4 separate regions of the Homo sapiens genome follow, and regions 1, 2 and 3 are each linked to region 4. The links are chromatin loops, found by intact Hi-C in ENCODE. Cell type or tissue: GM12878. All regions are shown on one strand.

Evidence for each region. Hi-C counts contacts between places; a loop is a spot of excess contacts. Peaks named below come from ENCODE experiments on the same cell type or tissue, not always from the same donor. Only the 100,000 strongest peaks of a DNase experiment are listed, where the experiment ranks them.
Region 1: a loop joins it to region 4, with 2.1 times the contacts of the local background. A loop is called at or near these places in 13 of 110 quality-filtered maps.
Region 2: a loop joins it to region 4, with 5 times the contacts of the local background. A loop is called at or near these places in 9 of 110 quality-filtered maps.
Region 3: a loop joins it to region 4, with 2.8 times the contacts of the local background. A loop is called at or near these places in 14 of 110 quality-filtered maps.

What each region holds. Positions count from the first base shown.
Region 1 is chr10:89,081,431-89,089,430 of GRCh38, forward strand. LOC124902552 (a long non-coding RNA gene) reads right to left here and starts at 5,644. Exons shown (of 3, transcript XR_007062379.1): 1 at 5,547-5,644; 2 at 2,877-2,997. RefSeq lists enhancers at 3,086-3,285, 5,166-5,698. In GM12878, no CTCF peak of the experiment used is centred here; a DNase peak (open chromatin) is centred at 3,161.
Region 2 is chr10:89,109,135-89,117,134 of GRCh38, forward strand. No RefSeq gene overlaps it. Among named protein-coding and RNA genes, the nearest start is that of MIR4679-2, 50 kb to the left of the region's middle. In GM12878, no CTCF peak of the experiment used is centred here; no DNase peak of the experiment used is centred here.
Region 3 is chr10:89,560,966-89,568,965 of GRCh38, forward strand. No RefSeq gene overlaps it. Among named protein-coding and RNA genes, the nearest start is that of MIR107, 28 kb to the right of the region's middle. In GM12878, a CTCF peak has its summit at 3,108 (motif pointing left); a DNase peak (open chromatin) is centred at 3,116.
Region 4 is chr10:89,026,839-89,034,838 of GRCh38, forward strand. No RefSeq gene overlaps it. Among named protein-coding and RNA genes, the nearest start is that of MIR4679-1, 32 kb to the right of the region's middle. In GM12878, a CTCF peak has its summit at 3,178 (motif pointing right); DNase peaks (open chromatin) are centred at 3,143, 5,523 and 5,893; H3K4me3 peaks cover 383 bases; H3K27ac peaks cover 954 bases.

The DNA.
Region 1 (8,000 bases), 55 kb after region 4:
CTACAAATTTTGTTAGTCTGTTAAAATATTATACAGTACTGTCTTTGAAAATCTTTATTATAATTTATTTTATAGACCATGAATTATATAGAAATTTGTTTTTTTTTTCTAAGTATGTGAGGTTTACCTATTAATATATTTAAAATGAATTTGTAACTTACACTTGTGGTCAGAAATCATGCTCTATGTGATTCTGATTCTTTGAAATGTGTGGAGGCTTTCATTATGGCTTAGTGCATGATCAATTTCTGTGTGTACTTGAAAAAAATGTATTTTCTCTATCAGATGTAGAAATCTACATGTGCCTATTAGATCAAAAATGGTTTTTTTGTATTATTTAGATCTTCTATATCTTTGCTGATTGATGTGTCTAACTTAGTAATGGAGAGTGATATGTTGAATCACCTTCTATGATAATGAGTTAATAATTTTATTCCTACAATTATATCAATTTTGCTTTATCTATGGCAATACTTTTATTAGATGCATATATGCTTAAGATTGCTCTATATTCTTAGTAATTTGAAACTTTCATTTGTATATAGTGATGGTCTTCATCACTAATAATATTTTTGTTTTAAAGTCTATTTCATCTGATATAAGTAGAGCCACACCACTTTCTTGGGCAGCTACACCAGTTCAAGATCTTGTCCCTACCACTTACCTTCCGAAGAAAATGTTTTGGAAATAATCCCCCAACAAATGCATGTACACATCCACACACACACACACACAAATACATCCACATCCACATCCACACACACACACATCCACACTCATAGACAGATATATGCCTCCCCACCGGACAAACCGAATTTTAACTCTGAAAAGTTTAGAGAGCATTTGGGATGAATCATGTTAGGCAGGTTTATGTTATGCTATTATTGTGCTTCCTTGTTCCCGTTACTCCCCTTCCTTTTCTAGAAACGAAGTGCTTTTAATACTATTGTATGCTATTAACAAATAGTTTAACTCTCACATATGCATGTTCCAATTCACCAGCTAGACTTTTTGATAGGAGTCCTAGACAGTCAAATTCTATGACCTGATATTCCCCATATATTCTGGCATAATAATATGAGCAGGTGTTCCCCTCTCTGACCAGAGTTGAGGCTGCTGATACCCTGTTTTCAGCTGAAAGTTGCTCCAACTTCTGCCTCTTTGAATTGTGCTCCCTTTTTAAAGGTCTTTCTTCTCTTCATCCTTTCTGTTTTGTGCCTATAAACTCACCTTCTGCCCAGCTATTTTTTTCTTTATGTTTCATGTTTTAATTTTGAAGATTTTAATTATAAAATTATATTAATAATGAATAATGTAAATAAGATATTTTAAATACAGAAAAAATTTAATATCTCCAGCAATCACACCTCTTAGAGACCACCATTACTAATATTTTGCTATATCCCCCCAATGATTCATATATATATATATACTTTTTTTTCATTACCAAACTGCCATTACTTTCTACATTCTGCTTTATGGCTTTCTTCTTACTTAAGATTATATCATAAGTATTTTATCATGGCAATAACTACAGTTAAGGACATGTCTTTATGTTAGCATTTGGTTGCAATTCTTTTTCAATCATATAGCTATACCAGAAGTTATTTAATTTATGTTCTATTCTTGGACATTTGGGCTGTTACCAATTTATTGATATTACAATGCTGATATGAACATGCTTGCTTGTAAATTCTTGTATCCATCTCTGATTGGTTCCTTATGACAAAGTCTTAGAAGTGAATGTTAACCAAGTGTTTTTCCTTTTTTAAATTTCACCGGGTTGCTATGTTTTGTATCATTCCCTTTGACAAGTGACCATCAACTTAGGCTTCTACAATATTGCATCCCAGCCAGAGTCTATGGCCCCATCAGGCTTCAGTTTGGGAAAAGAGAAGAAATGCATAGCAGATGCTCCTTTAAATTTTATTCATGTGTAAGTCTTCTCGAGGTCATAAATGTAGCCTATCCATTTACAACATCAAATTCATAGCAAGAAATAGTGAGAAAAGATCCTTTATAACCCTCCTTGACTAGCACCTAATGATATGGGAGCACTGGCCACTTTTTCAGTCGTCTTGTGCCTGGTTATGAAAATTATGGTTAAACGTCATGACTTTGAGATAATTTGAAGCATTTGGAATCCAAGTTTGTTTCTTCTTTTAATCTAGGTACATTTGCTGGCATCTCCTGATGTTCTGTCTTTCCATAGTTAAAATTTGGGCTGAGCTTTAAGGAAATTAAGGAAAGACTACTTTCACCTTTTGAGGCTCCCACTGTTCTGATAGGCAAGCTTGAATAGCTAGGCTACAGGACAGCGCATTTTTCATTTTCCCATTTGGGACCAGAATTGCAGCCTATATGCAATTACCAAGACTAGTCTCTGAGGCAGTAGTCTCTGACCATCCACTTCAACTGCACTCCTGCATGATGCCCTTACATTTCTGTTGTCTGTGTTGAGGAAAATCTGGGACATGAACGCATGTGGTAAACTACAGAACAATAGTAATAAAATAGTTTTCATTTGTGAAACCCTTCTTTGTTCTAGAAGCTGTACTCTATAGTTTACAGGCCATCTCCTTCAGTACTGTCATCACCAAGAGGTGGATATTATTGTCCCTTCCATTTTACAAGTGAGAAAATTGAGGCCAAGTTAGGTGGGTAGTTTAATATAAGACTCTGCCTCAGGAGAGGTATGCAGGATTAAAAATAAATTTAGAGGCCCAGCGTGGTGGCTCACACCTGTAATCCCAGCTCTTTGAGAGGCCGAGGCAGGCGGATCACAAGGTTAAGAGATCAAGACCATCCTGTCCAACATGGTGAAACTCCATCTCTACTAAAAATAAAAAAAATTAGCTGGGCAAGGTGGCACATACCTGTAGTCCCAGCTACTCAGGAGGCTGAGGCAGGAGGATCACTTGAATTCGGGAGGCAGAGGTTGCAGTGAGCCGATATCATGCCACTGCACTCCACCCTGGTGGCAGAGCGAGACTCCGTCTAAAAAAAAGAAAAAAGAAAAAAGAAAAAAACCAAAAATGAAAACAAAAAATAAAAATAAAAAAATAAATTTAGAAACTCACAGCTCACAGCCCACACAGATACCATGGACTTTCACTTTCCATGGTTGCATCAGAATAACATATGAAATAGAAAGTGAAAGAACTAAAGACAGAACTTTGAGCAACATCAATATTTAAGTGGCAGGAGGAGATAGATGAGTCAATGAAGGTGACTACAAAGAAACAGTCACATTAAAGAAGAACTGGAAGAAAATGAAAAAGGAGCAGTGGTTTTCAAAAAGGGAGGAGATGTCAACAAATATCACCAAACACCAGAGTAATAACATAAGGTCTAGAGATGTCTTTTATTCAAATGTCCATCAGTAGGAAAATGTATGAATAAAATGTGTTATATTTGCATATATTTGACTAGTTATTATATAGCAGTAAAAATTAATGAAATCAATTGACATGCAACAGTATGGATGAATCTTAGCAATATAACATTAATTGAAAACAGTTTCTAGGAGAATTGTACATAGTATGATACTCTTTTAAAAAATGTTCAAAACTAAAATAAAGGAGTGATGAACATAGCATTTAATATAATGAGTTACCTGGGTGAAGGGAGTAAGGGGAATGAAATGGTGGTTTGAGCATAGTTAGGGGTAGGTTATTTTTGAGGCCTTGACTTTTATTTCATTGCTATATTTTAAAAATACTTTATCAAAATTAACTAAAGGTAAATGGGCATTGAATGACCAATAATAAATATGGCATGAACCAGGATTATGACTGACCTAATTCTGTTCATTGAAGGAACAAGAGAAAGGGCGAGAGAGTGGAGAGGAAAGGGAAAAAACATGTCTCTTGGATTGAGCAAGCTGGAAGTTAGTCACCAGTGTCCCTAAGCAACACTTTCAGAGGACTGCAGAAACAGAAGACAATTTGCAATGTAGAAAGTGTAAGTAGTGCCCATGTTTTGAAAAGGTTGGTTGAGAAGTAAAAGGAGGAGGTAGAATGTTGAAGGGGGAGTACGGAACAGCCCGGTGGCCTCTAGGCCAGACTTCCTGGGTCCGATTCCTAGCTCTGACATTAATTAATAAACTAGGTGACTTCAGGAAGGTTACTTGACTTCTCTGTGTCTCAGATGTCTCAAATATGAAACTGAGAAAGGGAATGTTTAATAGTGTCACTGTGAATATTAAATGAGTTGTGAAAAAATTGGAACAATACCTTATGTGTTTGCTAGATAAGCATTGCTAGAGGAGATGCAGAGTAAAGGAAGTTTTGTTTTGTTTTTTAAATTTTAAAATGAACGATATTGGAGAAAAAGTTTGACTCTAGAAGAGAAATGAAGTAATTAATGGAGTAAGGTCCTGGAAGAGGCAGGCAGGAATGGAGTCTAGAGGACAGATAAAGAGATTTTTTTCTGGATAGGGAGAAGATCAGAACTTGTCCTAAGAATAGAGAAAAGGAGTGGTGAGTGCAGGAGGAGAGACTTGAAGAGGCAGCATAGGAGAGAGGTTCTAGGATAGGAAGTTTGCCCCTAGAGAATAGTCATTATTATTCTCTAGGACAAGTGTGCAGAGACACTTGCAGCTAAAAGAGAGGATTTTAAATGTTCTCACCAAAAAGAAAAGATAAATATATGAGGTGATGGATATGCCAATTTGACTGATTTAATTATTCCACAATATATACATGTATTGAAACATCACCTTGTGCTCCATTCCAGAACTTGCTGGAATGTCCACCATGAGTACTGAGAGAGGAAGCTTATTAGGGGCACACACATTCACACACAAAAAAATTGGGGAGTGGTGGTGAATATCCACTCAAGTTGGATACAAGCAATTATACTAATACCAATGCCCATAACTCTGTGTGCGTGTGTGTGTGTGTGTGTGTGTGTGTGTGTGTGTGTGTTTCAATAAGTGGTTGTAGAAGGCAGACAGTTGGATGGTGGATGGCACCCAGGTTTAGTACTTACAGGTTGGATATTTAGGGCAGAAAAGAGAGCTGGGATGTTGGAGATTCTGGCAGGAGGATGAAGTGGATTAAACAATACCTCATGGATAAAGCTTGCACACATAAAGAAGTAAAGTAGGAGGGGGTGGCATTTGGGCAAAAAAGGCAGTTGCAGAGGGACTAGTAAACTTCATTTGCTTAAAGTGACATCTTACGAATAACAGAGTTAAAGGGAGAAGAGGCTATGATCAGAAAACAGCATACTAGTTTCTGCTGCAGAACATCTCCAGTTGATGTAAAGAACAAGTATGACCATAGAAAAATAGAGAAGAATGAAAGTAAAGGCCATTGTAATCATGAAAATCAAGGAAACTTGAAGTGAGGAAGTTGCTTCAGTAATTCCTCCACCATCTTATATACACAACAGAGGACTCTACCCTGCCTACCAGCAGGGTGCCAGCTGCTTACTGGTAACAGCTGTGGTGGCAGAATGGACCTTTCTCTTGGAAATAGTCATTGTCTTCTCAGTAAGCTAATGACATGATGCAATCAAAAGGAAATGGAGTGCGAGCTTACAGTCTGATGAATCTTCAGACCTCTTGGATGAGGACAGCTAATGATGCAAGTCAAGGGCGCAGCTGGAGACCCACAGAAGGCACAGCAGTGAGTCACGTGAGCTCCTCAGAACCGGCCACCAGAACTTCACCACCCGCCCTCACACATGGCGGGCGGAAGTTCTAAAAATGTCCCAGAAGGGGACTCAGTCCCAAAGGCAGAACCACTTCTGGCAGACTGCATCGTCCCTCCCTAAGTGCTTTTGGAAATGTGGGAACAGACATTTTCTCTGGTCTCCGGAAGAACGTATGAAGACTAAACTGCTGTGGGTTTGGGAAAAACTGATGTCAGAGATGCTTATTTTCTCTAGTCACTGGAACTCATTCAAATCAGTAAATGCTTTTTGCTGAGCTTTTCCCATTTCCTTGAACGTAGGAGATCAAACCTCACCAACACGACTGCCTCCACCCAGCTACACAATGCAGCCCTCAGAAACAGATGTTCTCAGTTCCGGTTAAAGTTAGTATTTAGTAACCCTGCTCTCTTAAAGACTCCAACTGTTGCCACCCACAGAGCACACAGATTTTCCACCCATATAAGAAGATATGGAGGGAATATTGGGGAGAGGGGAAGGGCAATGTTTTATGCTTCTGTGCAATGGAAAATATGAATCCCAGAACCTGTTAGATTTGAATGTGAATCCTGGCTCTATTATCTTAAGAAATTAACCTCTTTCAGCCTCAATTTCTTCATCTGGAAAATGGAAACAATAATATTTTATAGAATTAATGACAGGATTAATCATGATAATATGTGTAAAATGCTGTGTATGGTAGGAAGAGTAAGTTCTGATGTTCTATTACACCACACAGTGACTGCAGTTAACAATAATGTATATTTCAAAATAGCTAAAAGAGAGGATTTTTTTTTTTTTTTTAGACAGAGTCTCGCTCTGTTGCCCAGGCTGGAGTGCACTCGGCTCACTGCAAACTCCACCTCCCAGGTTCAAGCGATTTTCTTGCCTCAGCTTCCTGTAGCTGGTATTACAGGCACATGTCACCACTACCGGCTAGTTTTTGTACTTCTAGTAGAGACATGGTTTCACCATGTTTGTCAAGCTGGTCTCGAACTCTTGACCTGGTGATCTACCCACCTCAGCCTCCCAAAGTGCTGGGATTACAGGCATGAGCCACCGCGTTTTAAATGTTCTCACGAAAAAGAAATGATAAATATTTGAGGTGATGGATATGCCAATTTGACTGACTTGATCATTCCACAATATATGCGTGTATTGAAACATCACCTTGTACTCCATAAATATATGTAAATATTATTTGCCAATTAAAAATAAAACAGATTAAAAATAGTAGGTGATCAGGTAATGAGCCTACATATTCTCCTCATATTACTTTTTATAAGTGGCATGTCCTGGGGACAGTGACATGGCAGGATATAACATGTCACCTTATATTCTGCTATTAAATTCCTAAGACTATAATATACTCATAATTTCTCTCCTGTGAGTTGATTTTTACATTCTTTCAATTGTTACTTATTTCCCAGTTGACCTCTACCTCCTTGCATGATTCTTCATCTTCTGTCTTTAGATGGTGTTTACCATAGGAAGACAAGCTCTTTGGGATACCAGTCTCTGGAATACTAGCCAACAGCAATGCTAGATACTATGTCACTGCCGAACTCATGCAGTGCACACTCAAGGGTTTTTGAGTTATTAATCCTTTTGAAATTACCTTCACAATATCAAAAACTCACTAGAAATGCATGTTAATATAAGACTAGCTTTTTAAAAATATGTGATCTTGTTAGAAATGTGAGCATCATATATGCAAACAAAGTTATTTACATATTATAGTTAATTATCCTTCAGAGTTAGAAATCAATTAGGACAGGAGTTCTCAAACTTTGCTGCACACTGGATTCACATGGGGACCTTTAAGAAATACAGGTTTCTCTTTGCCACTTTCAGACATCTGTAACTCAATTATTACAAGGCATGACCTGAGCATCTGGATTTTTCCAGATAACTCTAACATGCAGCAAAGTCTGGGAACTGCTGTTAGTGGCTATTATGCACCCAAGGACCATCGTTAAAAGATGCTTACATCTGTACACGTGTGTTTATATTAATGCTACTCAGCTTGCATTCACTGATTCATTCAATAAATATTTGTATAAGACATTAGGAGATACAATGTTGTTAAAATATATTATTTTTAAGAGTACTACTTCCTCACAGTTGGTTACATAATTAGGGAAAACACCTTATTCAAGATGCAGCATAAAATGTATTAGTCAAGAAGAGGACTTTTTTCAGTAAAAAGATAAGCCTTACCAACTCTATGACAAAATAGTCTGCTATCAGACTTACCTCTTTCTCTCTCTCTCTTTTGAACTTTTAGGTTCATGGGTATATGTGCAGGTTTGTTATATAGGTAAACTGCATGTCACAGGGAT
Region 2 (8,000 bases), 82 kb after region 4:
ACTGGATTAAGAAAATGTGGCACATATACACCATGGAATATTATGCAGCCATAAAAAATGATGAGTTCATGTCCTTTGTAGGGACATGGATGAAGCTGGAAACCATCATTCTCAGCAAACTATCGCAAGGACAGAAAACCAAACACTGCATGTTCTCACTCATAGGTGGGAACTGAACAATGAGAACACTTGGACACAGGAAGGGAAACATCACACACCAGGGCCTGTCATGGGGTCGGGGGAGTGGGGAGGGATAGCATTGGGAGATATACCTAATGTAAATGATGAGTCAATGGGTGCAGCACACCAACATGGCACATGTATACATATGTAACAAACCTGCATGTTGTGCACATGTGCCCTAGAACTTAAAGCATAATAAAAAAATTATAAGAAAGAAAAATATATTTGCTATTCATTAAGTGGAAATGGATCATCATAAAGGTCTTCATCCTCCTTGTTATTGTTGAGTAGCGCTGAGGAGGAGGAGGAAGAGGAAGGGTTGGTGTTGATGTCTCAAAGGTGGAAGAGGCAGAAGAAAACTTCCTCATAAGTGGACCTACTTAGTTTAACCCTGTGTTATTTAAGGGTCAATTCTGTGTATATATTGAAGTGATACTGTAGAACAATAAATGCAAAGAGAAATTTTTTAAAGCAATCACATACAAAGATAATTTACCTACAAAGAAACAAACATCAGGCAACAGCAGATTCTCAAAAGCAACAAGAGAAGTAAGGAAAGTAATGAATATTTTCAGATTGTGGAGGGAAAGTAAATGTGACTTAAGAATTCCATACCATCCAAACTATTATAACAGAATGAAGGAAAACAATCGACATTCTCAAACAAAGACTGAGACCGTCTATCACTCTCCTACATTTGCTGAAAGAGCAATAAATAAATATATTTCAGGAAGAAGAATTTAATGGTGTATATTATTTTGTGCTTATGGTTAAATGTTTCAAAGTTAAAACTTGAGGATAGAGATGCCTTCATACCACTAAATTGCAAGTTTTCATAGAGTAATGTCTTTGTTTTATTAAACTTTGTATGCTCAATCTTGTCTAATGCCTGTCATAAAATCATGCCCGCAAAACATTTTTTGTTTGTTTGCTTTCATTGAATTGACAATAACAAAAAGAGTAAGACTGATGGAAAAATCATTGGATTTAAGTTATGGTAGTCCCTCAAGTTTTCCTGGAAGTTTTTTGTTTTATGACCTGCGTGCCTTTGTGCATGCACACACACACACCCACACACATTAATGTGGGATAGTTATCACTGAAATAGTCTATTGTATGACTTGTATTTGTTAATCTGGTAGGGTGGATTGTTTACTGCATTAGGATATCCCATTCTTATTTCCCTTCTGCATCTCCACACCTGATTGCTTGAAACAATTATCAGTCTCACAACAAACTGCCCTTTGTTTCCTGTAGAAAGAGGCATAATTTGTTTCAGCTCGTTCCTTTTCCTGCCATCAACCTGCTCTTAGTATATTCGGTCTTCTGCCAGTCCTGGACAAAGTCTTTAAACGTTCATGATGTAAAACTTTGAAATTTTTCAGAAAAATTTTTTTGTAAATGTGAGTTTATATCATGTATCTGAGAGTTTCTCTAAAAATTCGAAAGAGCAACCTGGTCATAAGTCATGTGCCTATGTCCTAAGAGAGAATTCTTTTCATGTATTGCAGTTGTAGAATGTGAAAGAAATTATTTTGGTGTCAATGCCAACATATTCAAATTTAAATTTAATTCCTTAATTTAAAATAATATTTTTTAAGCAGAAAGGAAATCAAGGTTATTAAAGGGATGTAAACTTCAATGGGTAAACTTTAATGGAAAAGCAATGTTGTCTGTTTAATAAGAGGTAATTTTATTTGTATAGTATTTTTAAACTCCTGAAGGAGGTAACTTTTATGAAAACCCACAGGAAGTAAATATTTTCTCCTCTGGTAATGAAAGTTCAAATGAGGTCATCTATGTATGTGCCTGGTGCAGAGGCTGGCACGTGCATATTGAATGTGATGGACAATCAATAAACTTTCATTCTCAACCCTCTGCTCTACTTAAAATTGACTAGGATAATAGCTAACAATTATTGGGCACTTATACATTACCTACGATTTTTACTTTAATTATTTCATTTAATTTCCATAAAAACTCTGTGAATTAAGTACTAGCTTAAATCCATTTTAGATCTCAGAAAGTTTGAAGCATCTAGCCATTTGTAATTTGCCCATGGTCACACAGCTAGTAAGGGGTAGACCAAGAATTTGAACTCGAATCTGTCTAGCTCCAGAATGTGTACTCTTTTTTTTATAATTGTCTATAGCTGTATGGTACAATGTGTTTTTTATATAAGTATACATTGTGGAATAATTAAATGAGGCTAATTAGCACATCTATCACCTTAAATATTTGTCATTTGCTTGCAGTGAGATTATTTAAAATCTCTTTTAGCTATTTTGAAATATACATGATTATTACTTACAGTCACTGTGCAATATAATAGAACACCAGAATTTATTCCTCCTATTTAACTGAAATTTTGTACCTGTCTACTGATGTCTCCCTTTTCTTCATTCACCCCCCACCCCCAGCCTTTGGCAAGCACCATTCTACTCTCTACTTCTATGAGTTCAACTTTTTCACTTAACATAATGTCCTCTATGTTCAGACATGTCAAAAATGACAGGAGTTCTTCTTCTTCTTCTTTTTTTTTTTTTTTTTGAAACAGAGTCTTGCTGTGTCACCCAGGCTGCAGTACAGTGGTGTGATCTCAGCTTACTGCAACCTCTGCCTCCTGGGTTCAAGCAATTCTCCTGCCCCAGCCTCCTGAGTAGCTGGGATTACAGGTGTGCGCCACCACGTGGCTAATTTTTGTATTTTTAGTAGAGGCAGGGTTTCACCATGTTGGCCAGGCTGGTCTCGAACTCCTGACCTCATGATCCGCTCACATCTTTCTTCTTTTTTAAAGGCCAAACAGCATTCCATTGTGTATATATATATCATGTTATAAAATTCATTCATCCACTAATGGATTCTTGGGTTGTTTCCATATCTTCCCTGTTGCATATAGTGCTGCAATGAAGATGGAAGTGCATATATCTCTTTGACATACTGATTTCAATTCCATTGGGTATAGAACCAATAGTGGGATTGCTGGGACATATGGTAGTTCTATTTTTAGTTTTGCAAGAAATCTCCATGCTGTTTTCCAAAATGACTGTGCTAATTTACAATACCACCAACAGTATACAAGTGTTCCCTTTTCTTCACATCCTCACCAGCACTTGTTATCTTTCATCTTTTTGATAGTGGCCAATCCATTAGGTATAAGGTGATGTCTCATTGTGGTCTTAATTTGCACTTCTCTGATAATTAGAGACGTTGAACACTTTTTCATATATTTGTTGTCCATTTTTATGTCCTCATTTGAGAAATGTCTGTTTATGTGTTATATCCATTTTTATAGGGTTATTTTCTTGCTATTGTGTAGTTTGAGTTCCTTGTATATTTTGAATATTAGCCCTTTATCTGATGGATGATTTACAAATATTTTCTCCTAATCTGTGAGCTGTTTCTTGACTTTATTATTTACTTGGCTATGCAGAAGCTTTTAGTTTGAGGGAATTTCATTTGTCTATTTTTGTTTCCATTGTCTGTGCCTTTGGAGTCATAACCAAGAAATCACTGCCCAGACCAATGTCATGCGGCTTTTCCTAAATGTTTTCTTCTAGTTATTTTATAGTTTCAGGTCTTATATTTAAGTCATTAATTCACTTTGAGTTGATTCTGGTACAAAGGGTGAGATAGGAATTCATCTTCCTTCTTCTGTATGTGGATATAGTTTTCTCAACACTGTTTATTGAAGAGACTGTACCCACTGTGTTCTTGGCACATTTGTCAAGAATTAGTTGACTGTAGGCAAGTGGGTTTATTTCTGGGTTTTCTACCCTATTCCATTTTTCAGTGTATCTGTTTGTATGCCAGTGGCACATTTGTCAAGAATTAGTTGACTGTAGACATGTGGGTTTATTTCTGGGTTCTCTACCCTATTCCATTGGTCAGTGTATCTGTTTGTATGCCAGTGTCATATTGTTTTGAGGACTATAGCTTTGCAGTACATTTTAAAGTCCAGCAGTGTGATGCCTACAGCTTCATTCTTTTTGGTAAAGATTACTATGGCTATTCAGGATGTTTTGTGGTTCCATACAAATTTTAGGATTGTTTTTTCTATGTCTTTGAAAATGCCATTGGGATTGTGTTGTTGTTATTGTTGTAGAGACAGGGTCTCACTGTGTTGCCCAGGTTGGTCTTGATCTTCTGGTATCAAGCAATCCTCCTACTTTGGCCTCCCAAAGTGCTGGGATTACAAGAATGAGCTACCACGCCCATCCAGCATTGGAATTTTAATAGAGGTTGCATTGAATCTAAAGATTTCTGTGGGTAGTATGGATATTTTAACAATATTAATTTTTCCAGTCCATGAACAAGGATATATTTCCACTTATTTGAGTCATCTTCAATTTCTTTCATGAATGTTTTATTGTTTTCAGTATATAGCTCTTTCACTTCCTTGGTTAAATTTACTACTGAGTTGTTTTTGGTGTTTTGGTTGTCGTTGTTGTTGTTGTTGTTTTTTGCTGCCATTATAAATGGGATTGTCTTAATTTCTCTTTCAGGTAGTTGATTGTTAATATTTAGAAACGCTATTTTTGTAAGTCAATTTTGTATTCTATAACTTTACTGAATTTGTTTATGAGTTCTAACACATTTTGTTGTGGAGTTTTTAGGATTTTATCTGTAAGATCAAGTCATCAGCAAACAGAATTGTGCTCTTTGTGTACTATGCCTTTCACCTCCAAGCTATCATTTTAGCTTGGAATGGCTAGGTAAAAGCTTCAAAGAAAAGAAACCATAATGTAAGTCTGTACATCAAGTCTGTAGTACATCACAACATTTGTATAAATATCAGAAAGTTCAATCAGTAATGCATGTTGGAAAACATATAGCCAATGTAAGAAATTCAGTTTTTATTTATACTGCCAAAAATTAAAGAGACATTGTCTAAATTTCCAAGTTGGAATGTAAAACTTCGGCCACTGGATTTCCAGTTGACTCTGACAAAATTCATACCAGAGAAAATATAGTAAACTTCAAGAGATGAGAATCGTGTGTAATATACACTACCATCTTTAGAAAATCAAAGTACAGTAGTAAAATTCAGTACTTTTAAAATCCAACATGGCTTTTTATCTAGAACTAGTAATATAGATGCAGTTGCCTAAGGTTTAGTTGGGTAAACAAATACAATTAGATGTTATTTTTTCAGAAAACATCTGGTCATCACTAACCTAGATTAAAGTACTGTGTTTGGGGAGACCCAGTAAACAAAAGTAAATTAAATAGATCTGCATGCTACACAAGGAGTTTGTAATCTTAAGTTTATAATAAAATGAATTCACTGATGGCAGCAATCCAGAGAAGTATGCTAAATTCATTGACATGTTGGTAATTATCACCAAAGTTGTACAAAGAACAATAGGAGTTCAAAGAAGGAGAGATCACCTGAAGTTCAGATAATCAGAGAAGAATCAAGGTAACATCTGAGCTGAGCATTGAATGGATGGATAATATTTGGGGAGGAACTGTCAGAATGAAAATCCAGACATTAAGAAATAATGCAAGCAAATCATTCTGGTAACTACCAGGCCTTGAATGTACCTGAATACACCCCTATTAAAGATTTCACCACTTTTTTATTAGTTTACTTTACTAATGTTTTACAAATCTAAAAAAAAATTGATCTCTACTGAATGTACGTTAATGTTCATAAAATGTATTCATTCAATTATTTCTTCTATGTGTCAGAAACTGTGTTATGGCTGAGAGGCAGAAGAAAGCCTATCTCCTGTCTCTAAGGAAACTGGTTTGTTTAGTAGCAGACAAGTAAGCACATTGTTAATTAAATATATGTGTGTTTATATATATAATTAAATATATATGTGTTTATATATATACACACATATATATAAACACATATATAGTAATAACACAATTTGAGATTTTCTGGATTTGGGAATAAGAGATCATGTCAAGCTTGTAGAAAAATAATTTTTAATGACTCCCAAAAGAATCTACTAATCTCTAAGTTAAAAAAAAATATTTTTGTCTAGAATAGAGAACAATGGGGAGGAAGGGCAAAGGGACTCAAATATCTGCAGTTAAAGGAAAAGGAAAATGAGTCAGAAAAGGTATTAAAAGAATTTGAAGAGAGTTTTGGTTTGAGAAGAATAGCATTTTGGAATAGCAGAAGATTCCTGGGATCAAGGCAAAGATGACATCCAAAGAAAGAATTCATGTCAGGAAACCTGGTAAGAGCCAAATTAAATGAAATAACTACCAAAACTATCTATTCCAGTAGCTGCTATGCATGTATCACCTTATAATGGATTTGGGGGATGGAAATTTCAGATTAAAAATATGAACTCTATATTACTATATGATCATACATTGACAATAAAATTTTTCTCTCTCCTCCTGATGACAGAGCTGAGATTCACTAGTCTCAAAATGTTGAGTGTTTTAATCTCTAAAGTTGTTGTATTTTTAAGCCATAGGAACCTCATCAAGGCATAACGTTTGTTGTTGTTGTTGTTGTTTGAGATGGAGTTTTGCTCTTGTTGCCCAGGCTGGAGTGTAATGGCATGATCTCAGCTCACTGCAACCTCTGCCTCCCAGGTTCAAGCGATTCTCCTGTCTGTCTCCCAAGTAGCTCGGATCACAGGCATGCACCACCATGCCTGGCTAATTTTTTTGTATTTAGTAGAGATGGGGTTTCACCATGTTAGTCAGGCTGGTGGTGAACTCCTGACCTCAGGTGATCCACCTGGCTCAGCCTCCCAAAATGCTGGGATTACAGATGTGCGCCACCGCGCCCGGCCGGCATAACGTTTTAATATATACTACATAAAGAAAATGGTGACTAAATAAAATATATAGCATTTTATACCAAATTATCCATATTGGAGAAGAGAAAGTATTGAAGGGTAACTAATCAAAATACATATTAAAATAATAAGGTTGGACACTGGGAGAAGACAAGTTTGGCTGCCAATCTGACAATGGCCCTTGGCATTTGCACTGTATAGGGTCCTGTCCTCTAGTCGCAGTTCATTAAAATAGTGATGACATCTGACTCAAGAAATGCCAAAGAGTCTTTTCAAGAATTTAAATGACTCATTGACTCCAGGGAGTCAACTCCTGGAACTTGAACTAAGAAGCCCTGTTGGGAACTGGGGTAACCATGAGCAAGCAGAGAAAAGCACCAAGATCAGACAGAAGCAGGGAAGGGTAATGAGAGAAAAGGAGAAGCACAGAAAGAAGTCAGTACACACCATTTGGAGATAGGGAAGTCAGTATAGGAGAAGGTGGTGAAGAGACAGGGGAAAGTTTCTGATGGCTTTCCTTCTTTTGCAGATGGTTCTTTGTGTAGTTCAAATGTGCTTCCTGCCTTGGATTCTAAAACCACTGCATTGAAAGTCCCCTTTATTTCCAAGTAAGCTATTTTGAATAACTTTTTAAAAATTAAGTTAGTGTGAATAAAAAGAAGTAGCCCCCGAGAAACAGAATGTCCTATATTTCAAAGTCATACTATTTTAAAATATTTGTTCTTATTCATCCAGGTCATAGTGTCACTATCTCTGATATCACTAAGGATTTCATATCTCTGCTATTACTAAGGATTTCATAGTTACTTGCTACTCCTTTTAAAAAGGGTGGATAGAAGAACTTCTCTAAATGTCTAGTAACTTTAGGGTTTTTGTATATTAAAAGATGCCAGGTGAGAGAAGACAAAGAGAAAACAAGTGGAAATATGGTTTTCTGTGGAAGGTATGATAGAATAATGCCCCACTTCCAACCCCAAAGATGTCTACATCCTAATCCCCAGACACTGTGACGTGAATGTGTTACTTCACATAGTCAAAGGGACT
Region 3 (8,000 bases), 530 kb after region 4:
ATAATCCAGCAGTTGCACCCCCTGGTATTTACTCAAATTAATCAAAAATTTATGTCCACACAAAATCCTGCACATGGATGTTTATAGCAACTTTACTCATAATTGCCCAAACCTGGAAGCAACCAAGATGTCCTTCAATAGGTGACTGGATAAATTGTGGTACATCAAGACAATGAAATATTATTCAACACTAAGAATAAATAAATTGTCAAGTCATGAAAAGACATGGAGGAAACTCGATGCACATTACTAAGCAAAAGAAGTCAATCAGGGGAGGCCCAGGTGGGCGGATCATGAGGTCAAGAGATTGAGACCATCCTGACCAACATGGCGAAACCCCCTCACTACTAAAAATACAAAACTTAGCTGGGCATGGTGGTGTGTGCCTGTGGTCCCAGCTACTCAGGAGGCTGAGGCAAGAGAATTGCTTGAAACCGGGAGGCAGAGGTTGCAGTGAGCCAAGATTGCGCCACTGCACTCCAGCCTGGCGAGAGTGCGAGACTCCAACTCAAAAAAAAAAAAAAAGTCAATCGGAAAAGACTACATACTGTGTGATTCCAACTACATGATATTTTGGAAAAGGTGAAATTACAAAGAGAGGAAAAAGATTAGTGGTTGCCAGGGCTTAAGGGGAGGGAGGGATAAATAGGTGAAGCACAGGGCATTTTTAGGGCAAGGAAACTGTTCTGTATGATGCTCTAATGACAGATACATGACAGATACAGATACATTATATATTTGTCCAAACCTGTAGAACATACAACACCAAGAAGGAACTCTAATGTGGGTGGGTGGACTTTGGGTGATAATGATGTGTCAGTGTAGGCTCATCAATTGCAACAAATGTACTACTCAGGTGGGGAATCCTGGTGGTGGGGGAGGCTCTTGGGAGAAGGAATATGCAAGACTCTTTGTACTTTGCACTCAATTTTACTGTGGACCTAAAATGCTCTTTTAAAAAAAATCTATTAAGTGTGTTTTAAGTTCATGATGAAGAAGTCTGGTAGTTAAATCTTGCAGAATGCAATCCAAGAGCTCTCATGCTTGCTTGTATTCCTTACCATTCTGGGAACAGAAATATTCGTGATAACAATGTGCAGGTGACAGCAACTTCAAGACATGCAGGAGAGTATGCTTCAGGATTTCAGTATTTGGAAAGGACAAGTAAGTAATCCTCTTAGAGAAAAAGATTTAGAAAACTACCTCATCTGACTTCAGACTTCAGCATAAACTAGTAATCTTAACAAATCAGCTGGCTAGGATGGATGGAGAACAAAGATACATAGACATTTCCCATTATTTCTGTAAACCAGAAAGTGTCGGAGACAGGTCTCAATCAATTTAGAAAGATTATTTTGCTAAGGTTAAGGACGTGTGCCCTGGAAGCAGGTTTGTGCCTTTCTCCAAAGATGATTTTGAGGGCTTCAGTATTTAAAGGGGAAAGAGGAAGATATTTTTTAAAAGGTATGGGTAGGTAAAAGACAAATGGTTTTATTATTTTGAGTCTTTGATCAGCCTTTCACCAAATACACAATTTACATGTGAAAGAAGGGTAGAGGAATAGTCACTTAAGCCTTTTTCTAGCTCGGTGAAACTGCATTTTTACACCAGAGAAAGCCATCAGATATGCATTTGTCATTTGTCTCAGGTAAGCAGAGGACTTACTTACAGTTCTATCCTTTGTGAAGATAAGCTTTTGTGTTCTAGCCTTCACACCTGGGAAGATAAGCTATCAATTTACATTGTCAGGGTAACATTCAACAGAACCATTTTAGGATAAATGGGGGCCCATAAGGAATTTCCTAGTGGGCCAATTGTGAGGGAGGTGTGTAGCTTTTTAAAAATCTTTGAAGCTATCTTATTTAGGAATAAAATGGGAGGCAGTTTTGCCTGACACAGTTACCAGCTTGACTTTTCCCTTTGGCTAAGTGATTTTGGAGTTCCAAGATTTATTTTCATTTTAACAGTTCATAAGATCACCAAAAATGTTTTATTTAACATCAGAACGAAGATAGTGAATAAGAGTACAGAGTTAGAAGAAAGAATTCCACACATCCCTAAATTTGGACAGTTCTCAAAAGGTTTTAACTACTCATGATTCTCTGCAAGACCACTTGGTTACAGCATTCCTATTAGGGAGCTTTGAGCAGAGGACGGTCTTTCCTTCAAGGCCTCACCACCCTAAATCCTATGCCTTAAGACCATCAAAGGGTTGGAATGTGCAATTTTACCTTGTCTGTTATTGAGAACTTGTCTATCTGGGTAATATTAATAATACTTAATATTTTATGGAATATATACATTTGCCATATATTGTTCTATTTATTTTCCTTGCGGTCACCATTTAGTTTGCGTAACGACCCAGTGAGGTGAACATAACATTATCTCATTTCACAAGTAAGGAACCAAGGTCCAGAAAGATTACTGTGTTACTAGGTATCAGTTTGTAATCCAGAAGACAGTTTGACTACTGTGTCATGCTGTCTCTTAATGACAACAGCTAGCTCCAGGGCCTCCAGAAATCGTTCCACAGGTTGTTCATTGGGCAAGTTTGCCACCCAAGAGTGTGTGTGTGGACACACATCTAATCCCCACTCAGCTTGCCAAACTGCCAGCCTACAGGGCTGCATCTGCCTGGTCTTTACCTAATTAGCCCAAAAGTGCTGCAAGCCAGGTACTGAATTGACAACTTTGTGTGCATTATAACATTTCATCCAGGTGTCCCCATGTCTCCACCATCTTGCTTTCAAGGTCCCAGTACTTCCTACACAATGCAAAGAAATCTGTATTGCTTATATTTTGAGAAATTTACATCATTTGAATTATTTGTAAACCTCATTATGAATACCACCTCTTTGGTTTTATCTGTCAAAGAATGCCTACAGATGCTAATTTATTGGGCAACTTTAAAAATTGCCCAATTTTTAAATTTTTAAAAGTTTTAAATTTTTAATTTTCAAATTTAAATTTAAAATTAAAAATTTTTAATTTTCAAATTGAACTGATATAATTTCATAGTTTAGTTTGGTTAATTTCACTAACCAGTATGGGCAATGACCAGGAAATTCCCAGGAAAGTAATGCCATCTAGCGGTAAAATCAGGGCAGATGTAATATACCTGCAATAAATGACAAAATTACAGAACAATTACTCAGACATAAAAAGAAAGGCAACACTGACACCTGCTCAATGTGGATGAACCTTAAAAACATTGTTATAAGCAAAAGAAGCCAGACACAAAAAGTTACATAACATATGATTCCATTTACATGAAACATCCAGAATAGATAAATCCACCATGACAGAAAGCAGATTGGTGCTTGCCAGGGGCTGTGTGAAGGGGGAAATGTGGAGTCAATGCTAAAGGGCATGTTTTCTTTTGGGTGACAAAAAAGTTTTGAAAGTAGATGCTTTAAATGTTCTAGATGTTGTACGAGATTGTGAATGTACTAGATGCCACTGAATTGTTTGCTTTAAGCACAATAATTCTATAGGCACATTACTTTGTAATATTCATATTTACACAAAACATATAATAAACCATATTTGTCCTGCCGTATATTAACTAAGGCAATGTTCTAGGCACTACAAAAAAAAAGACAAAGCTGTAAAAATCAGTTTCTGTTTGTAAAATATGTAACTGAATGGCGAAAAGTTGTACATTTAAATAATAGTACTAGAAGGTAGAAGGTGGTAAGTGGCACAGAGGAGATAAAAGATAATTATTCTGGTCAACTGGAGATGGATGACAACACTTCACAGACGGGGTTCAGGAAGGGTGGTCACACAGGAAAGATTCCAGGAGAAGTGGTTTCTGATCTGGAGCTTAATGGTAAACAACACACCATGTGGAGAATCTCAGCTTAAATTTAAATGCCGAGGCATCAAGCCCAACAAACACAACAGTGTGCATCTTTCTGATGCCTGTTCTAGCAGTGAGATCCAGGCACCAGGCTGCCTGAGAGGCAGCACCCACCTCGAGGGCACTAGGCAAATCCCTGCAAGTGAATTCCCACCACGTTGCTTTGAGAGCTAGGGGTAATCTGTGGAGTCTTTCCATGCAGAAGAATTCAAAATGAATTGTGCAAGTCGGCGCCTAACTCCCTACTCCTTAAGTGTAAGCTGTGCGTAGTGACTTCCCTCCAAAGAACACAGTATGGAAAGAGGAGAAAAAATAGAAACTTTACTTTGGAGAAACTTGATAAATACTAACTCTGCCAGGTTGACAAGGTCAACATCATTAGTGATAAGTCAGCTTGATAGTTTGTACCCTTGACAAGTGACAAGAATGTCACTTCTGTGGTCTTCCTCCACAAAATTCATAAGTCTAACTTAATCATGAGAAAACATTAGACAAATCCCAACTGAGGGACATTCTACTAAATGCTTGCTCAGTACTTCTCAAAACTGTCAAAGTCATCAAAAACAAGAAAAGTCTGAGAAACTCTCACAGCCAAGAGGTGTCTAAGAAGACACGATAATTAAATGTACTGTGGTTTCCTGGATGAGATTTTGGAACAGAAAGAGGACATTAGGTAAAACCTACTGAAATTTGAATAAAGAATTCACTTTAGTTAATAATAATGTATTAAATTTTTCCATTAATTGCAACAAATATACCATGCTAATGTAAGATGGTCGAAGGAACTGGTGCAGCTTTTAAGGAACTCTACTATCTTCACATTTCTTTTCTAAATCTAAAACCGTTTTAAATAAACAATATTTCAAAAAATATATAAACACAAAATAAAAGCATAGATTTGTGTTAAATTCCATGCATTTAAAGAAATATAATTAACATAAAGAACACATATACCTAAGCCCATCTTAATTTCTTGGCATATAAAACCACTTTGTATTCACCTCCTAACCCTTTGTCCTCTCATAACCTTATCTTGAACTTCATATGCATTAATCCTATGTATATTATATATCCTATGTGTATTATATGTTTCCAATATGTAAGTATGTATCCATAACCATTTTATAAAGTATTACATATTTCCATGAATACCTATAACCGCAAGTGAATAGAAAAAATTTGGAAACATATTTGTTACACTGACAGCAGTGCTTACTTCAGGGAAGATGGAGAGTAGAATGAGTAAAGTGGAACTCTCCTTTGACATCTTATTACTGATATGTTTCAAGGACATTGCGTTATTTTACAACGTTTACATCGGCAAAACATAAATATAAAGAAACGTGGTTGGGTCACATCATCCTTCTGCTCCAAAAACCTTTTATAAGTTTTCTTCATCTTGCACAGTGCCCTGCAGCCAGAAACTCTCAATTAATGTTTACGCATGCCAAAATTTTATGAGCACTTACCTTAAGCATTCTTTCCTGCCCATTAATCCAGTGGTTCTTAACCCTGATTGCATATTACAATCACTTGAGGAGATTTTAAAAAACAAAAAAACAAAAAACAACAAAAAAAACATACTGACGACCTGGCTTCTCTCTCGACAAATTAATTGGAATCTCTGCAGGTAGGGTCAAGGGATCTGCATTTTCACAAGCCCCTCAAGTGGCTTCTATGCTCTTTAAAGGCCATATCACAGACCAAAAATTTAAGCAGGCTTAACTTACCACTTGACGGAAGCCATCTGGATGGTTCTTGGTCTCATTAGCAAAATAAGTATCCTGTGTTGTGAGAAAACTACTGATTGCCAAATGGAAATAACTGCTTGAAAAATTCAACAACGTTTATTTTTGTAGTAAATACAATCTTGTAGATAGAAAGCATGTGTCCAGGTAAAATATTTGTCAAGCCCTTTGAATTGTAGCAAGTGCTTAATAGGCTCTCAAGAAATATCTATTGGATGAATGGTTGAATAAATAAGTGAGCAAAAAATTTACCAGGGAACCCAAGTAAGCTAACGAAAGTCTAACTGATGGAAACATCATTTGTTCAAGATTTACTGAGTACCTACTATGTGCCAGGCCCTGTACTAAATCCTAGAGTCATTGAGTTTCCACTAAGACACACATTTTTTGGTTTTTAGTAGCTGAAATTGAGGAGAGAAATACTGGCAACATGCATATTGCCTGTAAACATTTCCCTATTCTTCTAATCTTTTTTTATGAGGAAAATGAATTGTCTTAGTATGGGAATATGCGCCAATACTGTCTCTAAAGAGTGAGAAAATAACATAAACATCCCAATGAGAGGATAGAATAGCTGAAAGAGGGTGGGAAGCTGGAAGAGAATGTCACGAAGCAGAATCCTAACATCTGACCTCCAGCCTGGGGTTAGATATTTGGCAGCTTACGCTCCCTCTCCTAAAGAGCTGTACATGTCTTTGGAGCATTAATTCTGAATTAGCATTCCAAGCTTTCTGTGTGCTTCACTAAGGACCAGGCAAAAGAGGATAAATTATATTTAAGTCCCCTCAAACTTCAAATCAGCAACATTTTAAGAAAATTCAAATAGACTACTTTTTTCATTAATATACAGTGACCGTGTGCTCCTGCCATCTATTTTAAATTACAAGTGCTACAATGGCTACATATTCTTAAAAAAATATTTGAACCAGCTGCCAAGATGAGGTTTTATTAATAGCACATTTTTTAATGCATATAGTTTTAAATTCAATATGTAACAGAAGTATGAAGATTTTCCAAAAGGCTAGAAAGCCTTTTTAAAGTAGAATGAAATGTAAAGGTCAGTTATAGGACTGTTTTGTTTCTTTACTAAAAACAGAAAACTTTCCCCTTCTTAATTATGCCAATTGACTTTTTTTAGTCAATGTGTGTTATGAATCACGATCATAACCTTGACTTGATTTAAACAGAAAAATGTGGTGTGGTCATATGATTAGAATGTTGTTTGTAATCCCACCCTTTTGTTAATTAAAATATCAACTTCCACTTTTGAGAGAAAAAATCTCGTCTTCTACCCTATCCCGTATCATTATCTTCAGGAAAGCAACAGTTATTGAAAATAAAGTAATGGGGCATGGAGGAAACAAAAAAAAGATAAATAATCACCAAACAGTGTTGACTTTCTGAAAGCAGAATATGCACCCCAAATTCTTAACAAATACCTCATTCTGTGGATCATATGAGTAACTAGCCATTAGAAGAGCCAGCTGTGACTTAAAAGAACTGAATCCTGGCTCAAGTGATGTGATTGGCTCAAATGTCAAAATCATTGAAGGATTTTTGGGTGCCCCATGTTGACTCTTTATTTAAGTATAACAAAGAAGTGTTAAGAGGTCATAATTGCAGGAAATACTATAATTAATAAAAGCTTACTTTCAATAGAGTTCTAATTATAATATGTGGCTATTATGTGGATATCCACATATTATTTGGATGGATATGGTAGAAATAGCAACCTATGAACACACGTTGCAGCTGAGTCCACAAAACAGCGATGTAGACATAGACATATGTATGTATCTTTCTGGTGAAATGATTTATAAAGCTTAAGTTTTCAAAACCTTATACTTTCAGAATATAGTGTATACAGAGCAAAACCAAAAAGTGGACTTAAAAAATTTACATTTCCACTTCATTATCACCTCATTTAGTAGGGAAAAAACACGTCTCTAGTTCTGGATAAATAAAATGACCATAGGGAGAAAAATTTTAGCAATTACATGGTATAAGTGGAAGAAGATATATTTAATAATCTTTCATATAATATGGTACAGGTCCTCCAAAGTAATATGGTTTCAGGATATAGATATATCCTGATATTCATCTAGATATTTGCGCATTTATAGAGCTTTATAAAGAAGCCTAAATATCTAGATGAATAAGTGATTTTTTAGTCATCTGGGAATTTCGACATTTCAGAACCTGAAGAATTTAAAATAACCCCTCTCCTATTTTCAATTCAATTCATGGCGAGCACTACTAATTTTAAAAAAGAAATAATGATTTTTCTATTACTTTTATTTTGAAATTTTGGAGAAATGTAAAAATATTTCTTAAGATAATGAGAGGGACTTGGATTCTCCCAACGCAGAGATAGATCTGGGGAATCAACA
Region 4 (8,000 bases):
ATACAAAACAGTTTTAAAAAGAAAGTGCAAAAGGCCGGGTGTGGTGGCTCATGCCTGTAATCCCAGCACTTTGGGAGGCCGAGGAGGGTGCATCACCTGAAGTCAGGAGTTCGAGACCAGCCTGGCACCATGGTGAAACCCCGTCTCTACTAAAAATACAAAAATTATCTGGGCGTGGTGGCACGTGCCTGTAATCCCAGCTACTCAGGAGGCCAAGGCAGGAAAATCACTTGAACTTGGGAGGCGGAGATTGCAGTGAGCCAAGATCATGCTACTGTACTTCAGCCTGGGCAACAGAGTGAGATCTGTTTAAAAAAAAAAAAAGTGCAAATTAATCCCAATCCCACTGTTCAAAGGTAACTCTTGTGAATTTTTAGATATCTACACACACACAAAGTTAAAGAAAGGTGATCACACCATACACGCTTATAACATGCTTTTTACTCAACAATGGGTTATGGTTGCTATTCCATGTTAATAAATAAAAATAATTTCTTTTTAATATTCCTTTTAAATATAATTGTTATGGTTTGGCTGTGTCCCCACCCAAATCTCATCTTGAATTGTAGTTCCTATAATTCCCATGTGTCATGGGAAGGACGTGATGGGAGGTAACTGAATCATGGGGATGGGTCTTTACCATGTTGTTCTTATGATAGTGAATACGTCTCATGAGATCTGATGGTTTTATAAAGGGGAGCTCCCCTGCACATACCCTCTTGCCTCCTACCATGTAAGACATGACTTTGCTCCTCTTTTGCCTTCAGCCATCATTGTGAGGCCTCCCCAGCCATGTGGAACTGTGAGTCCGTTAAACCTCTTTCCTTTATAAATTACCCAGTCTCAGTTATGTCTTTATTAGCAGTGTGAAAACAGACTAATACAATAATATTCTTTTTTGGTACATAGTATTTCACTGCTTTGGGGTATCATATGTTGGTAAAATACAAATGTTATCATAATTTATTTTGCTGAAATACAAATGCTATTAAAGAATGTGAAGACATTTAACCACTATGGGTCATGAACACTTTAGTTCTTACTTGACTTATTTAACCTTAAACTAAAGACTTGGTGGGGGAGGGCAAGGAGGCCATGCCCCAGGAATTGGGCATAGGTCTGCTGTGTTAGCAGGCTCAGGTGAACAGAGTGTCTCCAGATGGCTGAGGAAAGGGAGAGCTCTGGACAAAGGATGAAAGAGAAGAGGTTGATGTTGAAATGGACTTCTCTAGGTAGATACACTTGGGTTGGCCCTGTCTGGGGCTTTGGGCCTCTCTAACTCTCAACTTCCAGTATAAGTCTAAGCCAAGTTCAAAGGTATAGGTTCTGGAGCTTCTCCCAACAGAACAAGGTCGTTTCCATATGACTCAATACTGGCCAAACAGCTAGCCAGTAAGTTATGGGGAGGAGGGAAAAAAAAAGAAAGTACTTAATTAAAGAGGGAGGAAATTAACTTTATTGAGTGCCTACTATGTACCATCGTATATGCTTACACAAAAAAGTGTTTGGCAAAATTCAATATCTACTTATGACAAAAATTTTTATGAAACTAGAAATAGGAGGGAACATTTTCAATTTGGTGAAAGGCATCTAGGAAAAACCATTGACTAACATCAGACTTAATGGAAAAGAATTGAGTGTATGTTATCTGACTACTCCATCCAATGGTTCTGTTATCCCCACTTTACAGATAGAGGAGACAAGGGCTGAAAATATCAATTAACTTGCATAAAGTTATACAAAGAAAATTCTAAGAAATCAGGAGGCTATTGTTAAGAACACTTGCAATCTTTAACGTCCTGCTAGGACTAAAAAATTGTGTCTATCCTCTTCCTACTTTGAAATTTGAGTTTGATAGATAGGGTTTCAGCAGCAACTTGGAGATGCTAAACAACAAATAATATCAGATTCACTCTGGAGGCTGCAGCAGAAAGATCATCAAAGATATGGTTTGGAAGATGTGACTTGAGGGGAATAAAAATGAAGTTATTGAACCAAAATTAGCCCTGTTTATGGGTTTGTTCATTCATTCAATAAATGCTTATTGTATTTCTACTCTGTGCCAGGCACTGTACTAGGTCTGGCTTATATACATGGTTACCTCCTGGAACCATTAGTCAAGAGGCAGACACTAATGGGATAGTGACACAGTTAAATGCTAAACACAACTTTGGCAGATGTCATTAGAAGAAAATGTAATGTGGGAGCATGACAGGAGGACTTGACTTAGTGTGTGAAGTCAGGAAAGTGACCAAGGATCTGAAATCTCACGAAACGAAGGTCTTGCTAAAGGTTCCCTGGCAGGAGCAAGAAAGAGGAGCAGAGAGATTGGAGGAAAGGAGATCAAGAACAGCCTGAAGCCTGTTCATGTGGGGGTAGTCACTGACTGTGGCTTTACTTATACAGCAGCTTGGGAGGTTTGACATTCAAGGCAGGAGAAGTACTTGTAAAGATTGCCCAAACTGAGGACTTATTAATAGCTGACAACTTCCACAGATTCCTGGGATGGCTTGAGCAAACTTTTTTGTTATCTTGAAGGCTGAATGTTTCATGTTTTTGTCCGCCTAGCCATACAGCACTAGCTGTGTTTGGGGCCCTCCACGTAATTCTGTGGTCTGTATCATGTGTCTGCCAAGTGAAACCCCCCATGAAGATTTTCTTGTGAATTTCCAGATGTTAGTGTGTTGAAATTGAATGGAGAAGAGTCCCTCTTATCTCTGTATATTCCTGGGAATTGAAAGGGATGGCGGTCCCTCTTCCCAACATTGAAATCAGCCTTGGCTTCTTCAGGAAGATTTTGTAACTATGACAAATATATATATATATATTTTTAAAATTTTCATTTTAGGGCCAAAGTTCTAGAAAGCTAGACATGTGTCAGCTGCAGAAAGTATCCACCGAGATGAATGGTTTTGGCTCTGCTGGCTATTGCATGGCATGATGACCTCGTGTTCCCAGCCCTAAATGAGTAAATTAACCTCAGCTAGGAGAAAAAATCTTAGCTACAAAACCAAAGGCCAAAGTCCAGAGGACTCGTCAGCTTCATCAGTAGAGAGTGAGTATAGCTCAACACAAATCCATCACTGAAAGCAGTGCAACCAAGGCAGCGGCGAGGTTGGTGGGGGCTGGGAGGAATCAACTTCTCTAATGACAGACAAGGCTGTGCTTCACTTCCACATGGCCACAAGGTGGCAGTGTTTCTCCTGGTACTAAAATTTGCCCCTGCTTGTATGAAAAAGACTTATTCCCTATGGAAACAATGTCTGTCATTTCACATTTTGATTCATTTTTTTTCCTCAACAGAGAAACAGGCCAGCATGGGGTAAGGCAAGGATTAAATGTGAAATCGGGTAGTCCAGGTTCTAATTCTAGCTCTGCCGTGAACTAACTGTATAACTTTGGATTTACCATGTCTGAGTTTCAATTTGCTCATCCACAAAATGGAGATACATCTCGCCTGCTCTTCTTATAATTGTCAGGCACAATAATAAACTATATATGCAAGTGTGATCAATTATAACGTACCATAACACTGGTTCTTAACTTTTAATATAAGAATCACATGAGGAAATTTTAAAAATACACACCCTCAAGGCCCAGCTTCTAAAGATGTTTCAAGAAGTCCAGGCCTATGCCTTAGAGTTTGTATACTACTACATATTCATCTGCAGGTATCAAGATGATGAAGGCCTAGGGACCACAATTTGAGAAACTACACTATGCAAATATATACCAGTAGAAAGTGAGAGGTTAAGGCACAGAAGTTTCTCTTACCTTTTCATGTAATGGTATTTATTTTTCTCTATTTTGAGTAAAAGTTTTACAAACACTCCACTACCCTTAGATTAACTAACTGAGGGCAGAAGTCTATATTTTATTCACCTCCTTATGTTCACAGCAATTGTTAGGATGTTAATTGGATAATAATCAGATAACAATGGTTATCTGAATCTTTGATGGAGGTAATCTGTAGAGCATCCCTAGCAATGTCACTCCATTTACAGGGATATTTGGTGATAGGACCTGGCAGACTCAATAGAATTCACCTGAGCTTTGCCTTTGTACCCCCATGGGCTCATTTTTGTCACCTAGTAAGTGACCAGTGCCATTTAGCAATTGCTGAATCATGGGCTTCACTGTGCTGAAACAGTTGTGCAGGAAATTTAGCAATGAGGTTCCATAAAACTCCCGGAGTTTTCTGTCACTATGGTTATCACAGATCACCAGGGCTTTTCAACCAGCACCGGCAGTATTTTCAGGGTCTTTAAGAGAGACTTAGCCCCCTTACTCCTCAGAGGGTGCTCCCTGCTGAGCTGTTGCCCTAAGAGAGGGTCTAGTTCAAAGGTGAATATAGCAGGAGAGATGTGCAGTCTGGCACCTTGGGCCTGTGGCCAGGGTACAATAGCTCGAATGTGATATCCCCAGCACCTGAATGTGGATATTCAAATCTCCTCTTAGGTAACAGCAAAGAAGACTCTTAGCAAAGTTGTCAGAGGCAGCTACGGAAACTTGCTGTATTCAAATTTCACATTGATAGAGAAAGGAAAGTGCTTAAATTGAACCATGGGCTTTTAAATCTTTCAGCAAATATTTATTGAGCAACAGTTGTTTTTCAGCAGGAACCATTCTAGGCCTTTGATTAAAATGTGAGTAAAATATCCAAAGACTCTGCTATTCTGAGGTTGAGATTCCAGCAGCAGGAGATGGAAAAATAATAAACATAATGATTACATAAAATACTTTATGTTAGGAAGGGATATATGATCTGGTAAGTAATGCAGGGTATAGGAGATTGGGGAGAAGTCAGTGAGGGGAAGAAGCAAGGTGTATTATTAAATAGAATGGTGAGGAGAGGCCCCTGTGAGATTGGAACAAAGACTTGAAGAAGAGTTGTTCAAACAGAGAAAATAACAAGAGCAAGGGTCTAGGGCCAGAGCACGCCAGGCACTCAGGAGGCATAGCAAAGATGCCAGTGCAGCTGCAGTGGATGAGCTCAGGGAGATCACGGGAATCCAGACCACATAGACTTGGTCCTACTGGAGGACAAGGATTTTGCTGAAGGTATCTTTGTATCCTCAAGGACGAATATTGTGTTTTGCTTGCACCAGAGGCTCGAATGGATTGGCCTCAGGATAGGATAAAGCCTTGGGGGAGGTTGTGCCACAGGAAAGAGCTGAAGGTCTAGCCTTCAGGGAATGGGCACCCCTTTGGGAAAAGAGATAATTCACGAGAAGTGGGTATAGTATGCATGCTGGAGTCAATTGCAGTGTGGAGAGCTGCAGAAGAGCATTTGCTGAATTAGTGGGACCCTAAATCAGTATGGGGAAAGGTCCCCACTGCAGCACTTTCTACACCTCATCCTCCTATATTCTACTTGTGCCTGTGGCCTTTTCTCCACCCCGCCCCCTGCCCACTCAGCACTCAACTGACCTATGCATAACACCTTAGTCATCCTTTCACTGAGAAAGGACTTTCTTAAGAACTTAGAATGCGGAAAGTCCCTTTCTCCTTTTCCTCTTTTTGTTTTCAATTGAGATGAAGATCACATAACATAACAATTAACCATTTTAAAGTATACAATTTCGTGGCATTTAGCACATTCACAATGTTGTGCAATCGCCACTTCCATCTAGTGCCAGAACATTTTCTTCACCTCAAAAGAAAATCCATTAAGCAGTCACTCCCCACCCCTCCCTCTCCTCAGTCCCTGGAAACCACTAATCTGATTTCTGTCTTAATGAGACGAACTCTTCCAGATATTTTATGTAAATAGAATCATATTCTGTGTAGCCTTGTGTGTCCAGTTTCATTCACGGAAATGCGTTTCTTAACTCTAAAAACAATCCAGTAAAGATGCAAATTTTAATTACTGCACAGTCAGGAAGGTAATGCAGTGGCAGCTAGTTATGTCTGATGGCAGCAGTCCAAGGCTTTCAAGATTTCTTCAGCTTCTGAAGGTGACATGAGGAAAATGAAATGTACATAATGCTTGTCAGACTTCTATTTCCTAGAGCCAGTAAGCTTTGGATAAAGATCCAGAATATGGACGACATCAGTAATAGCTCTGATAGATCACCTCACAGCCTTACCTCATGTTCCGCCCTTAACTGTCAATAACAGCAAGTGTTAGAACAGGTAAGTTTACTGTGCTGGTTTCCTGTGGAGGGTGGGAGTGAAGAGAGGTTTGAGGTTGTCTTATTCTTCAGTCTGGGTGTATTATCATCAGTCCATGCAAGAACACTTGAAAACATTTTTTCATTTATGTATTTTATTCCCAGACTCCACTTCTATTGGCATTCCTAATAGGTAGCCATTCTAATGTATTTAAAATGCACGTTTCTCTTTGTGTGTAGTAATGTGAACTATTTATTGCTGTCTTGTGTACCTACATTTTTTTTTTTTTTTTTGAGATGGAGTGTTGCTCTTGTTGCCCAGGCTGGAGTGCAGTGGTGCGATCTCGGCTCACCACAACCTCCACCTCCCAGGTTGATTGTATGTTAACATATCTCATGATATTTCCACTCAATATGATGTTTTGAAGATCAATCCATATATATGTACGTAAATAAGTCAATAAACTTTTGTATATTAACCTGTATATATAATTCATATATTTGTAAGCATCATGTATATCACACACATGCATACACATATATCTAAATATACATCATATATCATATATCATATGACATCATATACATCATATATATCACAGCACCTTGCACAAACTTGGTGTTAAATAAATTAGTATCAACAGAAGGATCAAGTTTTGCTTTTCATACCCACAAAATAGTTTCTTTCTAAACTAATCTACCTTTTTGAAATGCAGGATAAATATAATACTATTATTCAAGATAATAAAATCACTTCATACACACACGCACACACACACATATATATATACACATATACATACATATGTATGTATATGTATGTATATGTGTATGTGTATATATATACTGGAGGACAAGGACTTTGCTGAAGTCATCTTTGCATCCTCAAGGACGAATATTGTATTTTACGTGTACCAGATATATATATTCCATTTTGCAGTGGGTCTTATTACCCTCATTTTAAAGATAAAGAAACTGAGGCTCCAAGAAGATGACTTTGTACATATTCACACCTCTTGCTGCTGACAATTCAAACTGAATTCTTGTACTCCAGAGAGACTCCTGATATCATGAGTAGTGTCATTTGTTGGAAATCATGGTCATGCCTTCACTGGAAGCCTAGTGAACTTTCACTGAACACCAACAGGCATCTGGCCTGAGATCTAGAGTTAACTGAGTGGGTGCTTTTCCCCCACCCCGAGTCAGTTCTCAACTGATGCTTTTTTTAAGGTGAACAGACCAGGCTCAGGTCAGCCAGGTACTTTCTGTGCCTCATACTGTCTTTCACAAATGTGGGGTGTGTGTGTGTGTGTGTGTGTATGTGTTGTGAAGTCCCTATTCTGTATTCTGTTTCCAGCTTACAAGATCCAGTGGTTTCTAACAAGAGCTACAGTGGCCTTGTTTGTTTCCAGGTGATTCTTTCTTGATGGCATTTGGCAATATGATTGAGACGACAGCTCGCTGACTTTAGAAACATATGTACACACCTGTAATGTGACATTTTGTTAACTGAAAAAATATGTATTGAATATTTGTCCAACTACATCCTAGCACTCATCTAAACGCTGCGCATATAGCAATGTACTCAATGTTATTACCACAATGAGTTTACCTCATGATGAAAATATACAGCAGAAAATAAATATAGTAATTAAATATTTTCTACTCTAATAAAGAATATCAAGAAAAAGTACAGATGCTATGAACTGATATAGCAAGAAAACCTTATTTAGACTGGGGCGTGGGTGGAAGATCAGGGGGAGGCTTCCCAAGGAAATGACCTATGTTTCCTTCCATGTCTAAATGTATCTCTGTATAGACATGAACGGATAATCATGAAAACTTAAAGGTGACTATCTCCAGGCAGTGGAATTATGTGGGATTATT